3 separate regions of the Mus musculus genome follow, and regions 1 and 2 are each linked to region 3. A link is a contact called in ENCODE Hi-C or POLR2A ChIA-PET data. All regions are on one chromosome and are shown on one strand. The core of a region is the stretch at or near the end of the contact, and the rest is flanking DNA. Distances in the headings are between cores, read along the strand shown.

What was found. A loop is a pair of places that touch in the nucleus more often than their neighbours do. ChIA-PET counts read pairs that join two places held with the same protein, here RNA polymerase II (POLR2A).
Region 1: a loop to region 3 is called in a map of Patski, with 2.6 times the contacts of the local background. The contact joins the promoter of Cnn2 here to the enhancer-like site in region 3. A Hi-C loop is called at or near these places in 1 of 37 maps with a recorded cell type or tissue (Patski). POLR2A ChIA-PET finds 5 or more read pairs at or near these places in 3 of 5 experiments (Patski and embryonic stem cell).
Region 2: POLR2A ChIA-PET joins it to region 3 with 10 read pairs in Patski. The contact joins the promoter of Cbarp here to the enhancer-like site in region 3. POLR2A ChIA-PET finds 5 or more read pairs at or near these places in 2 of 5 experiments (Patski and embryonic stem cell).

What each region holds. Positions count from the first base shown.
Region 1 is chr10:79,987,191-79,989,890 of GRCm38, forward strand. Cnn2 (calponin 2) reads left to right here and starts at 1,410. Exons shown (of 7, transcript NM_007725.2): 1 at 1,410-1,550. The coding sequence starts at 1,488.
Region 2 is chr10:80,136,107-80,138,806 of GRCm38, forward strand. Cbarp (calcium channel, voltage-dependent, beta subunit associated regulatory protein) reads right to left here and starts at 1,281. Exons shown (of 9, transcript NM_001195268.1): 1 at 1,182-1,281; 2 at 937-1,076; 3 at 768-832; 4 at 244-388. The coding sequence starts at 1,274. It also overlaps a transcript of Atp5d not described here.
Region 3 is chr10:80,070,179-80,072,878 of GRCm38, forward strand. Sbno2 (strawberry notch 2) reads right to left here. Exons shown (of 32, transcript NM_183426.2): 5 at 2,179-2,340. Among named protein-coding and RNA genes, the nearest start is that of Gpx4, 18 kb to the left of the region's middle. Within about 2 kb of position 1,290, at least 3 of the 3 ENCODE cell types and tissues checked have a DNase peak (open chromatin) inside an H3K27ac peak, as active enhancers do.

The sequences.
Region 1 (2,700 bases), core at 160-2,659, 83 kb before region 3:
GCCTACAGCGGCCAGATGGGGGCGTCGGGTCCCCTGAAGCTGGAGTCACAGAAGGCTGTGAACACTGGGGGTGTGTGTGAGGGCTGTGTATGTGGATACAGGTGCGCTGCAGATGGAGAAGAAAGGAGGCGAGGAGGGTGGGCTGGGGAGATGGCTCAGGTCTGGGGAAATAGCTGCTCTTGCAGAGAACCTGGTTGTGGCACCTGCAGTTGCTGTCTCAGTGCTCAGCACAGTGGCCTGGATGCCCTGATACCCTGCTAAGCCTGTGTGCACCCCACACAGCATGGCCGCTCTTGACAAGTGCTTTCTTTAACTATTCCAAAAAGGTCTTCAGTGTCCCGACACCTGGGGCTTCCTGCCTGGTCACAGGAACCTGTGTTGTCCACAGTTTGGGACCATCTGGAGTCCGGTGCTCCACTGTACAAATTCAAAAACTCCAGCAGAGCCCAGAGAGGAAGGATTTGTCTAAATCACAGAAACCCAGAGAGGTGGGAAGAAAGCCACCCTTTAGAAGTATCCAACCACTGGGCGTGGTGGCGCACGCCTTTAATCCCAGCACTTGGGAGGCAGAGGCAGGTGAATTTCTGAGTTCGAGGCCAGCCTGATCTACAGAGTGAGTTCCAGAGAAATCCTGTCTCGAAAAAACTATGCTTCCGTCCTATGGCCAAGGCCTCTCTGTCAAGCCCTGAGACTCCCAGCATCTGTCTGCCTGTGTTCCGTGGGGCAGGACCAGCCCCTCAGGAATCAACTTGATCCATCTACAGACTCAGGTTGAGCTCAGGCACTTACTGAAAGGATATCATCCTCAGCCACTCCACCCTCACACAGTCAGCCAGCAACCCTCAGCCCTTCTGGGAGCCCCACCCCGACCTCCAACCGATCGCCTTCTCCCACCCTCCATATTTTGCACTTGGTGTTCTAGCAGAAAGCCTTTTCCCTTTGGACTGAAAAACTCATCCATCAGTGCTCCAGCTCCCGAGGCCTCCTTCTCTGAGAAGCTCCCCTCGAGAATCCTGTCTATGCCGCCCCTGCCCCTTCCCACTGAGATGTTTGGAGAGGGAGCAAGATTCTGGTAAGTGCCGGTAGTGGCAGAGAAGGTTTCTAGCCAGATTTTAGGATTTAGGGTCCCACCGAACAGTTTTCTGTCTCTCACTATGATACAGGAGGAGTAAACTGACTTCTGGCCCAGGTCGGAAGCCCACGCCCTTCGCTGCCTCAGTTTCCCGCAACTACAAACGGGACGGCGGGCCCCTCCTGATCGGCCGGGATGCTAGGGTGGCTCCGGCGGGCGGGGGTCCCGGCGGCCGAGGGGGGCTCAGGAAGTCGCGGCCACAGGAATTCGGCGCTTCCACGCCTTATAAGGACATTTGCTCTGCCAGCCAATCGGCGGCGGGGGCGGCGCTCAGCCCCGTCCCGGGCCGTCCGCCCGCAGCCCGACCCTCTGCCGGTCCCGCTGGTCCTCCTGTCCCGCTCCGGGGTCCCGCGCCATGAGCTCCACGCAGTTCAACAAGGGCCCGTCCTACGGGCTCTCGGCCGAGGTCAAGAACCGGGTGAGTGGGTTGCGGGGCTTGCCAGCCTCGAACGCACGACCAATGGGAGCGGGGCTCGCCAGCCTCGAACGCGCGACCGATGCATGAGCCGGGACAGCTGGGCTTTGCTTTACCCTGATATCCGGAGGGTCTGGGGTGCTGTGGGAAGCTGTGGCGTCTGGGAGGCTGGGGACCCATTTTATCCGCATCCTGAATGTCACCTCCAGCCCCGCCCCTGGACCTCTCAGTCCCCGGCGCCCCGGGCTTCCTGCACTCTGTGCCCCTTGCAGGATGTAAGAAAGTTAAGGTCCGGGAGAGAGAAAGCGAGCACACGAGCGATCCGGGCGTCTGAGAGTGCCCCCTGAGGCCCCATCTTCATTACCTGTCGAAACTTCCGTTTCATCTAAGCCACTTAAGTTGGGGACAGGGAAGGGGGCGGGGCCGGTGGCCTTCTTAACAGGGTGTGGTCCGTTCCAGGACTCCCACACACACCTGGGAAAGGGCTCACTGAGAGGAACCGCAAATGCAGGAGAACACTGAAGTCACCAGTTTCGGAGGGACATCTGGGGAGCCATACAGCAAGGTGTCCTGAGCTGATGAGGGAGACACTGATCCCAGACTTAGGGGGCTCAGGCCTGACATCCTGAAACCTTCTAGATAGATCCGCCAACCACACGCACACACCTGGCACCTGGGAATGCAAGTTTCACAGTCAGCTAAAGCCAAGCAACCTGCCTAGGCACGCTGAAGCTACCAGTCGGACCCACCTCCGACTGGCACCTGCCAGGTCCCTACAAGTGACACGAGAGGCATACCTACCTCATGCCACCCATGTGCTATCCTCAGCCTGCTAGAGACAAGTTGCTATTTCACTTCCCACCCTGGGCTCAGAGAGGTTGCTCTAGCTCCCCAGAGACACACAGCATTCTGACGACCCTGCCCAATTCTTCCTGGACAGACTGGACATCTCCCTGGAACAGAGAAAGTGAAAGAAAGAGTCAGGACAGCCCTAAGGATAGAGTTTTAGGAGCTGGGTGGGGCCAGGGACAGGTCAGCACTTGCTCAGGGGATGAGCTCTCAGATCCCCTCCAACTGTGGAGCTGGGAAGTGGACCCCCCCCCCCCAGTAGCCTGCAGGGGTCACAGAAGGGTTGCATCGTCCACTGGGAGGG
Region 2 (2,700 bases), core at 31-2,530, 66 kb after region 3:
TCTGACACCCTCTTCTGGCCTCTGTGGGCACTTGAAACCACATGTACATACCCCCACACAAAGACATATAAATAGGTAAAAATTTAAAAATAACTCTAGTAATTCTCCTGCCTCAGCCTTGCTTAGACCTCGATATTGATACTTACTCTACTCTCCACCCTGCCAGCCCATACCAAGAGACCTGAGCCAGGATCCCCAGCTTTCATCACCAAGCTGCTGTGACCTCCCCCTGACTTCTCTCACCGGCGGCCCTTGTCCTGAGCCTTGCGGCTCTGTTCAAACAGGGCAGCCTCGTTGAAGGACACGCGGCGGCCGGTGGAGCTGGTGGCTAGGAAGCGCTCTGTTTCGGTGTCCTGGCCCTCGGGGTCTTCCCCCCTGCAGTCGGGGTCTGTGAGGAGAGCCAAGAGAGGGTGGGCCCGGGGTGGGCCGCGCGTGTCTGGCTGCCAGGCAGGCCGCTGGGCGGGGTGGGCTGGGAGGGGGGCACGGGCCGAGTGAGGGCAGGACGGGGCGGGCTGGGCGGGGCGGCGGGCACTCGCTCATCCGCTCACACACTCACTCGCTCTCAGCACGCGCCTGTGCGCACCTACGCCTGGGCGTTAAGGAAACAGAGATGAGTCGGACTCGAACTGCGCCCAGTCTGGTGGGGGAGACAGACAGACAGACCGTCAGGCGGCCCGAGGGGGCGGGCAGGGGGCCGAGGGGTGGGGCGCGGCGGGAGGCACAGTCAAGTGCAGCTAGGGGTGCTGCAAGCCGCGCGGGCCCCTCACCTTGTATAGGGTGGGTGCCGTTGTCCAGATAAGTAGTGGTGGTCTTCTCTGCTTCCTCCATGGCCCTGAGGAAGAAAGGGGAAGAAGAGTGAGCAGGAATGGGGCGTCTCCACTCTGAGGCTCTGCAAGCGCGCCTGGGCATGTGTCAAGTGGTTCCCAGGACAAGCACCTGTTGAAGCGCTGGTGCACCTCCCAGCAGCGTTTGCAGAGCAGAAGAACGCCAGACAGCACCACCAGCGTGCCTCCAACGAACAGCGACATCACCACCACCAGCAGCACATAGTTGTCCAAGATGGGGTCAGGCTCCGCCTGAGTCGGGGTTGAGTGCACAGGGCGGGGCATGTCAGGGCTCCACCGCAGAGTGGGGTTTCCATCCCACCTCTACCCCCAGTCTCCAGGAGTCACCCAACCCACCGTGGGGCGGCTGGTGGCATTGTCCCACGAAGTCGTCAGGGCAACAGTGGCGGTAGTGGCGGCCGCTGTGGCCATGGTGGCCGTGGGCTGCATTTTGAGGCTACAAGTAGGGCATAGAGCCAGCTCAGGTTCAGCTCTGCCGGCCCCTCCCCACAAGAGCCCCTGCAAGTCAGCCCCTACGTCCCCGTGCAGCAGCAGCAGCCGCCGTCACTGGGGTGACTCATGGACAGGTGGGGCCGAGTCTTACAATGTGAGTGCCCCCCCAACTCCCCATCCCCGCAGGGGTGCCTGGAGCCAAGGCTCCCCCCCCCCCCCACACACACACACGCCAGGACCTCTCTTTCGCCATCTTTATCACATAAAAGGTGTCATCGCGCTTGCGCAGCACTGTGTGTGTGTGTGTGTGTGTGTGTGTGTGTGTGTGTGTGTGTGTGTGTGTATGTGTGTGTGTAAATGTGGCTTTCCCAAATGCCAACCACCTCCCTGGCTGGCTGGGGTGGCCAGACCGGCAAGGTAGCGCAGCCATGCCCAGGAAAGGGAAAGCACCCTTGGAGGAACAAACACATGACGCCTCCACAGCATACTCAGGCAACATCCCAGGTGTCCTTCTTGTCTCAGGGTCTCATGGTGCAGAAAAGGAATTGAAGGTAGTGCACCTAAGGTGTGGGCGGGGCTGTACTAATGATTCCCCCACCCCCAGTCACGACTCGATAGGGAAAGGTCCTTGTTCCCCACACTGGTGGGAGTGCAAAGGACAAAAGACGCTCATCTGTTCCTGGCCTGAAAATTTTGGTTCCCATGGCGACGGTGCGCAGGGCCGCGCAGTGGCGGGGGGGGGGGGGGGGGCTGTTGCCAAGCAGAGGGAGGCGGGCGGGGGCGCGGGGGAGGCCGCCCACAGGGGCGCCCCAAGGCTTGGCCAAGATGGCTGCTCACCAGGCCTCTGCCAGAAGCGTGGAGAAACTGAGGCTAGGGCACATCATGGGGTGGGGTGGATTCAGAAGGGGCTTGTTAAAACTGCACCTGACTCAGTCCGGGAATGAAGATGATTCTGGAGTAATAAAGGCCATTTTGGCCATCCATCCCTACTTCCCACACCAGCGTGAGCATGCAAACCCCTTTCCCATGGAAGAAGAGCCCGCAGGCTCCACCGTCACCAGTGTTTTTCAGACTGGATGGTGGAGGAGTTGTGGGGCGAAACCTGAATAAACGATGTACCCCCCCCCAGAAGGCTACGTTTCCTCAGCGCACCCAGGCAGAGAGCAGCGGGCATCAATTTTGGTGGGTGGCATGGGGCGCATACGTAGGTCGGGAAATGAATTCAGGCTGGAGGGGGTGGGGCATGGTGAGGATGGTAATGAGAGGTGGGGGAGGAAGATGGCTGGAGACCCAAGGCGAGGAAGGCGGGGTCATGAGAGCCAGCGAGAACGCAAGCCTAGACATGGAGTCCCCACAGAACGTCCACCAGGCCCCCCAAGTAGGATACGGTGCGGAAAAGCGCAGAGAACGCGACGCCAGGCTC
Region 3 (2,700 bases), core at 40-2,539:
ATGGTAGGGAGGGCTGACAACAGTCTGTGTCTCTGTGGCACATGGGAGACCCCAAGATGGTAGCCCCTGGTCCAGGGAAAAGTGGACAAAAGCCAGCCAGATAGTCCCAGGATGCAGACTTGGGCCCTGAGGGCTGGGCAAATGTCCTTGGGAGTAATCTGTGCTAAGGAACTGCCCTACTACCTGTGTGTGTGTGGGGGGGGGGGGGGCTGAGGGCCTCCTCGGGGTGAAGGTTCTATTGTGAGCAACAGAGTGAGAATGTCCCCAACACTGTGACCAAACTGCAAATGTCCCTCTGTAGGAGATATGGATGGACCACAGTGCTGACCAGGTCTGGACAAGTGGTGTGGCCTGGCCTGCGGGCTGAGTCTAAAGCCACTCAGGGTACATGGCTCTCTTTTGCACACTGATTCTCAACTCCTCAATCTAGAGACATACAGATAGATTTTAAAGATTTATTTTGTACATATGGGTGCTTTCCTTACATGTATATAAAGCACACTGTGTGAAGGTAGTGCCTACCGAGGCCCGAAGAAGGTGCCAGACCCCCCGAAACTAGAGTTACAGACGGCTGAGCTCACCATGTAGAAGCTGGGGACAGAGCCTGTGTCCTCGGTAAAGGCATCATACCCCTTAGTTTGTTTGTTTTGTTTTGTCTTTTTCAGACCAGGGTCATGTAGCCCAGGCTGGTCTTCTCAAACACCCTAACGAGCCGAGGGTGACCCTGAACTCCCTGTACCTTCTGAGTGCTGGGATTACGGGGACAACACCACACCTGGGCCATCTGGTGCTGAGGACGGAGCGCAGGGCTTGGTGCATGCCAGGGAGCACTCTCCCCACTGAGCCACAGTCCCTCTGATTGGCAGCACAGGGACAGCTGCTCAGCCTCCAGCCCTAACCTGGAGGGCTTGCTTCAGATGCAGCATCCTTGAGGGGGGACAGGAGTCTCTGAGGCACTTCAGGCACAGTCACTGTCACATGTCCCTTGCTCTGCTGGGCACAGGGCCAGGGGTGTTGAAAGCCAGCGGAAGCTTGGGAAGGTTACAAGTCCACACTCAACCCTCCTGCCTTGTTTTTTTTTTTTTTTTTTTTTTTTTCTTTCTTAAATTAACAAAAACCCAAACAGACTGTGGAGGTTCCTGGAAGGCTGAGTCATGTTCCGGGCTGGAGCAGCACAGGGTGTTGGGTTTCAGATATGGCTGTGGCGCTTGGTCCAGGCAGCCTGGGGCCCTGGGCAGGATAGGCAGTACCCTGTGGCCTTGATCTCATAGCTCCACACAGTAGGGGGTGGGGGACACACAGGGACTGCCGGTCCTGCTGGCTCTGCACCAACTGCACTGTCAGCCCTTAACTCTGAGCTGTATGGCACCAAGGCTTCCTTCCTGAAGACTCCTGGGAGCCTCCCTAACTTACACTCTCAAAGTCTAGAAGCTTCCATCTAGAAGACCCTGGCAAGGCCTAGTCCATGCCAGGAGCTCCCGACAGAGTAACCATACATACCTCCCAGACACTGTTAGTGTCCCCTGGGGGCAAAAATAACTGCTGGCTAAGATCCCTCTAGGTCAGAGTCCTGCACACCCGGAAGCCTCTGTGTCCCACAGTCACCTGCCTGCTGAGTGGGTGGACAGAGAGAAGTTGACCCCAGAAGCTAGGGTCCCCTGAGAGACACTGCTTGCCTCAAAGTGGCGGTCAGTCACAGTAGACCATCCATCAGGTCCACTGAGGGTGGAGAGCCTGGGATGAGAACTGGTGACCCAAGCTACCTTTAGAGTCAGACATGCTGGCACACACCTGTCACCCCAGGATTCAGGGACTGAGATAGGTGGATTGGTAGCCCAAGGGCAACCTTGGCTAAAAGAGTAAAGTTGACACCAGACTGGGCTATGTGAGATCCTGGCTCAGAAACTAAATGAAACCAAACAAAAATAAACTCAAACTGCTTTCCACTCTCTCTAGGAATCGCTGTGTTCCTAGCAGGTATACAACAGCTGGGACCCAGTATGGGGCATGAGGGGACATGGGGTATGTGGAGGCCTTTAGGGCTGTGGGACTGGCCCGCCAGCCTGGGGTATAGGACCCCTTATAACCCAGGCCTGAACACACTGTTGTCAATCACAAGCTCTGCCACCTGTCCACCTGTGTCACCAGAGTGCCCTTGGAGGTGCCCTGAATGCTGACCTTGTCATGGGTAGTTGAGGTGGTGCTGACATCCCAGATGGTAGGCACCTCGTTGAGGCTGTCAGCCTGCAGGAAGTCAGGTGTGTCTGGGATGTCTGACAGGGAATCCACAGATGAAGAGAAGACAGAGGCATTGGAGAGGTCCTCGAGGCATGAGGGGTCCTAGGAGACAGGCAGCAGTGACACAGTGGCCAGCTGTGTGTGCACTCAGGGTCCAGGCGAGCAACCATGTGTTCCAAGTATCACACAGCCAGGAACAGGACACCACAGCATGGAGTGACCATGAGGACATGGCGCTCAGTGAGGGCAAGACACGCAAGGCCGGCCACACAGCGGGGACTCCATAACAGAAAATGTCCAGACTAGAGAACGCAGGCATAGCAAGTGGCTCAGCATTCCCAGAGCTGGGGAAGGGTGGGGTGATGGCCACGACGACAACATTAAAACCACAGGAATGTACAGTTTAAATGAACTATGGAATATGTATGAACCTGAATAACCACGCTGTTTACTTTGTAGCCC